Linked DNA regions of Mus musculus: region 2 is linked to region 1. A link is a loop called in an ENCODE intact Hi-C map of the cell type or tissue named here. Cell type or tissue: heart. All regions are shown on one strand.

Region 1 (2,500 bases):
GCAGAGCTACGGGAGAATTAGCCATATCAGAAGTCAAAGGGAGGCTGCCCCATGCAACACAGGCTAAACTTAGCCTGACATAAACTCACTGCCAGTTTCAGGTCAAAGAAGGTCTGTCCAGGTCTTAGCATATACCATCTGTGTGCATTTGTTACCAGGGCTGAGCTGTAATTCCTGGATCCTAAAAGCGAGAGCTTGGGAGGGTAGAGGAGGGGCCAGGCCCGCCCTCTGTATTTTCAGTTTTCCTTGATGACAAGCGGCAAAGGGCAAGTGCTGTGCCTTTCCACAGTAGTCTAGTGGCCTTCCCAAGACGGATTTTCCTGTTGTGTTGCCCAGGAGTCGTAGCCAGTGGGAGTAATGAGTCTGAGCCGCATCCTTATGGATTTTCTACCTCGCATAGCACTCTCAGCCTTAAGTCCTGTAGACAGCTCCAGTTTGGTTCCTTCCAGCGTTACTGAAAACCTGATCCCAGCTCATGTTATTCCAAAACATGAGCTGAGGTTATCTCAGGTAAAGAAGGTAACTAGCAGAGGATATATATATATATAAAATCTTTTCTCTTAAAGAAACACTCCACTGCCTGTCCGGTGTGGTGTCTGTTATCCTTGACTGAACTGAGACTCTTGGCTAGTCCAGCCCCACTCCTTGCCAATTCGAGTCATTCCCTGACCCCAGGCTGCTCCTTCCTCTCTGTAAGTTCACCCTACTTGTCCCTCACTGCCTTCACCTTCCACACTGGCTCTTAAGAAGCACCCTTCCTGGGAGAAATTCTCCTTGCCTAGGGGCTTTATAATGAGCACTTCTGTTCCGAGGACAGCCGCCCACGTCTATCCTTGGATGTGTGCTAGTGCCCCCCCCCCGTGTGTGCTAGCGTCCCCCCCCCCCGGTGTGTGCTAGTGTTCCCCCCCCCCCCGCCCAGGTGTGTGCTAGTGCCCCCCTTCCAACCCCTTCCCAGGCCCCCGTGCAGGTCCAGAGTCTTCCAGCATTGCCTCCTCCAGACTTCTCCTTACTGAGGGCGCTCATTGCCCTGCCCCTCCCCCCACTGCCCAGCCCTTCTGCAGGGCAGCAGTCTAAACCCTGACGGCTTTTCTATTTATGGCATCACCTCCAAGATCATGAGCTTTTGCCAGGTGAATATTTATCCTTCAGCTCCGCACAAGGCATTTGGAGGAAGCCAGGCTGGAGATGAACCAAATACAGCAGATCGCCCTCCCCCACCCCCACCCCCACCCCCAATGCTGCAGCAGATCTGGCTTCTGTCCCTCAGGTCCCTCCCATTCTTTCTGCATCCCATGCAGAGGTGCAGGGGATGCTGTCCCCTGCACTTTCCCACCCTCCAGGTTCTCCTGTGGATCTTAAGAGTGAGCCTTTGGGGGCTCTCTGCTGCAAGCCTCAGGCTCCTGACTAATAGAAGCCTCAAGGATATCCTGGAGGCCGTTGATCTGGAGGAGTCACCTGCTCCTTCTGGAAGTCTGAGAAATGACACCCTTGTAAGGAAGGCATTTAGGACCTGCCACTGTAGCTCAGAGATATGAGCCATCCCAGCCACCAAGATTCCAGAGTCACATGTAGCTCAGGTGAAGAATGCCAGTCCCCATCAAACTGACTCCAGTGCCCCGAAAGCAAGAGATTATAAAGTAACATAAGGTAATATTTAAAAATAAACACTCAATATTTATAGGCTGTGTGTACTGACTATTCTAATGACAGAAACTATAGAACCAGGCTGGGCATTGACTGCGAACATCCAGCAGCTCCTCCTCCTATAGAATGCTGGGCTGCAGTAGAAAGCTCTGAATAAGAGGAAACAGCCAGTGTGCAGTGGAATATTGTCCTTATCTTGTAATTTGCAATAAACAGATGTGGGACCCAAAGGCATGCCGCTGCCACCGATGCTCAGCCCTTTCCCACCTGCCAGCTTCCAGCCATCACCTGCACCATGCTACCACTAGGGCTTGCTAGGAATTCTTTCTGAAAACACAGTGGAGTTTACCACCGTGGGAGATGTTGGTGGTGCTTGGAAAGGAGGCCCTGTTGTCAGTGCTCCTTAGTCTCCTTTTCTTTTCTTCTTCTTTTTTTTTTTATGTTTTTTTTTTTCCCTGACATTACAACATCTTGCTATGGAACCCTAGCAAACATAATATTCACTCGACAGCCAGGGCTGGTCTCAAACATTCAGTGAGTCTCCTGCCTCAGCCTCCTGAATGCTGGGATTATAGCTTGCACAACACTGTCTATATTTATCTTTCATTCTGCCATGATTTATTGAGTTCCCTCTACATGCTAGGCATGTAACTCCTGTAAACGTATCAGAAGATGTATTTGAATTAGAGATACGGATGTACAAGAGGAGGGAGGCAGAACACAAGCAAGCTGAAGAGAAGGGGTGTGCCAGGCCTAGAGAAGGACTAGGGACAAGCCTGCGGCGGTCACCTGGAAGGCCTTCCTGGTGGGCATGGAGTCATGAATGAGGTCAGAGCTTTCCCTTTCCCTGAAGCCT
Region 2 (2,500 bases), 53 kb after region 1:
TCTTTCATCTTGGATGTCCTGGACTCCAGAACTGTGAGTAGTATAGACCTTTTGTGTATATACTGCCTACTCTATGATATTTTGTTACAGCACCCAGAATGGACTAAGACACCAGGTATCAGGAGCCCTCTAGCCTCTCACTGTGATGGATCAAGGACCTCTCCACCCTTACCTCATCTTCCAATAAAAAAAGAACCCCCGTTATACCTTCCCCCTCTTCCATAAGGAAGCAAATACATACAGTGCAGCAGAAAATTCAGCTTCCTAGAAGTACAGAGGAAGAACACATTCATGTTTCACTAAATACTCGAGAAAGAAACTCAATAATTTAACACAAGAGAATCTATGGCCAGGGGAAGAGATTGTCAAAACTGGCAGACTTGGCATCCTCTGTGGTCTTGGCAGATGATTTTCGTGACAGCTCTCCAACCAGATAGATGCGAGGCTGCTTTAGAGTTGGCCTTTCTGCTCCAGAAATGTCTTGCAATGTGGAATGTCACCTAAATGCCACATCCACCAAACAGGCCACTCGTGTAGAGTCAGAGGCTTTTCTCCCCGCTCCCACTCAGCTCCTCCACAGCCTGCCACTTATCAGCCCGAGGAAACGACACAGACCAGCCCAAGCTATTTCTTCAATGAGCCTGCTTGAACATGTTGACAGGGTCCCGAGAGGTAATCCAGACACCAGACTCTCAGGAGTGGGACCCAGCAGAGTGTCATCGGACCTGGTTAGGTATGAATGCAGTGTAGTCTCTGATGTTATGAAACAGAGGGTTCTGGTGAGTCTATGGGATCCTGTGATGGACATGGACCTTAAATTAGTCTCTGGTCCTGGGGAAATAGAGTAGACACTGAGGGAAATATTGCCTGGGATTCTCAGTAGCTATCACAGACAGGAACTGCAAAAGGCAGGGCAGTGTAGTGTGTGTGTGTGTGTGTGTGTGTGTGTGTGTGTGGGTGTGGGTGTGGGTGTGGGTGTTTGACGGTTTCCAACTGTCTTGAAAATCACAAGGGTAGAGAGACAAGCTTAGGCTTCTTATCTTCCGTTCACACTATTAATGGGATGCCAGGGAACACCCAACTCTATGAAATGCTGTCTCATAGCTGTAAGACAACTGGGTTAAAAAATCGGCCTCTGCCCCCCAGTTCTGCAGTGTGTGAGCCAACGAAGCTCTTAAGGTGAGAAACCCCAAAACTGGAGGGAGTCGAGAGGAAGAAGCTAATGAGCCCGAAAGCAAAGAGACTCTGAAACCTTCAAGCTCCACTCCCTGATTCTAGCACACCGGTTCTTTTCTCATGAAGCCATTTGCTGCCTGACCCGAGGAGGCCCACAGCAGCCTCTGGGGAATGTACCTCTAAAACAGTTTCTTAGACTGGAAACTCTCAGTTCTAATTCCCAATTCCTACTACTATACCTTAGACCTGTTCACCAGGGTCTCCCATGGCAGGAACCCCCATCACCATCCCAGTCCTGTAAGCAGCCCCTGGAAACAGCTGCTGCTGGGGACAGTAGTTGACTTTAAACTCTCCTTTGCTAATGTGCAGTTCCTATTACCTTGTCAAGATAGCATCTGCTGACCATTCTAATCAGCCTTGCAAGGTCTCCCCACATCCCTGCCTTTTCAGTGTAGTTTTGTTTTTTGTTTGTCTGTAGTATTTATCACTATTTGACAGATGCTTGTCTTGCATAATTATTTATTCTGTGTTTCTTCTGTGCCTCCAGAGTAAGCTGAGTGGAAGGTAAGAAAGGTTGGAGTCACTGACATCTTGGTCAGGGACAGAGAATTTTGCATGCTCCCCCTGGCCCCAGGGGTGGCAAGCCATGGGAAAGGCAATCAGATGTGGGGATTCTGCATCATAGGGATAGGCAGGTTCCAGAGCAACAGAGACCATCTCAGATGGACAACCTGGAGAGTGGGAGAAACATCCCTGCAAGATGGATATTAGTAAGAGAACTAAAAGACCTTCAGAATCCAGTCACATGGGAATATTATCTAAAAGAGCCAGCATTGGAGGGTGCAGGCACAACCTTCCTATGGTGTGACTGACAAACCAGCTGGCTTTTCTGCTACCCCTAAGACCTCTCAAAGGACTCCCGGAAGATGTGGTCATGCCAACACAGACAGGTGTAAAATATGAGTTTGGTATGAAGATAAGCCTCACTGCATCTTCTAAATGTCTTGTCTACCAAGGAGACCTCACAGAAAGGCTCAGCTACCATCTGTATCAGCTAGTGCCCACAGAAGACCAATCACCACAAACCTAAGCTACCACAGAGGGGCTTTCTCCTCTTAGATTCTGGCTACAGATATTTCATCCATCGCCTCCTGCCAACCTTCTCTCCACAACACAGTCAATTAAAAACTCATAGTACTTTGAACTTGTCGTAACCCAGAAAATTCTGACCTGAAACTTCAGTCCTCCAAGAAGCAAAGTGCTCATGGGACTTGTTCCCTGTGACACACCTGGGTCTTGACGGGTGCTGAGATAGTCCTCTGAA

The links. A loop is a pair of places that touch in the nucleus more often than their neighbours do. Peaks named below come from ENCODE experiments on the same cell type or tissue, not always from the same donor. Only the 100,000 strongest peaks of a DNase experiment are listed, where the experiment ranks them.
Region 2: it touches region 1 in a loop (5-fold over the local background); 4 of 42 quality-filtered maps call a loop at or near these places.

What each region holds. Positions count from the first base shown.
Region 1 is chr8:10,586,504-10,589,003 of GRCm38, forward strand. All of the region lies in intron 32 of Myo16 (myosin XVI), which reads left to right. Among named protein-coding and RNA genes, the nearest start is that of Gm32330, 86 kb to the right of the region's middle. In heart, no CTCF peak of the experiment used is centred here; DNase peaks (open chromatin) are centred at 658 and 1,038; H3K4me3 peaks cover 541 bases; H3K27ac peaks cover 1,469 bases.
Region 2 is chr8:10,639,972-10,642,471 of GRCm38, forward strand. No RefSeq gene overlaps it. Among named protein-coding and RNA genes, the nearest start is that of Gm32330, 32 kb to the right of the region's middle. In heart, no CTCF peak of the experiment used is centred here; no DNase peak of the experiment used is centred here; H3K27ac peaks cover 1,822 bases.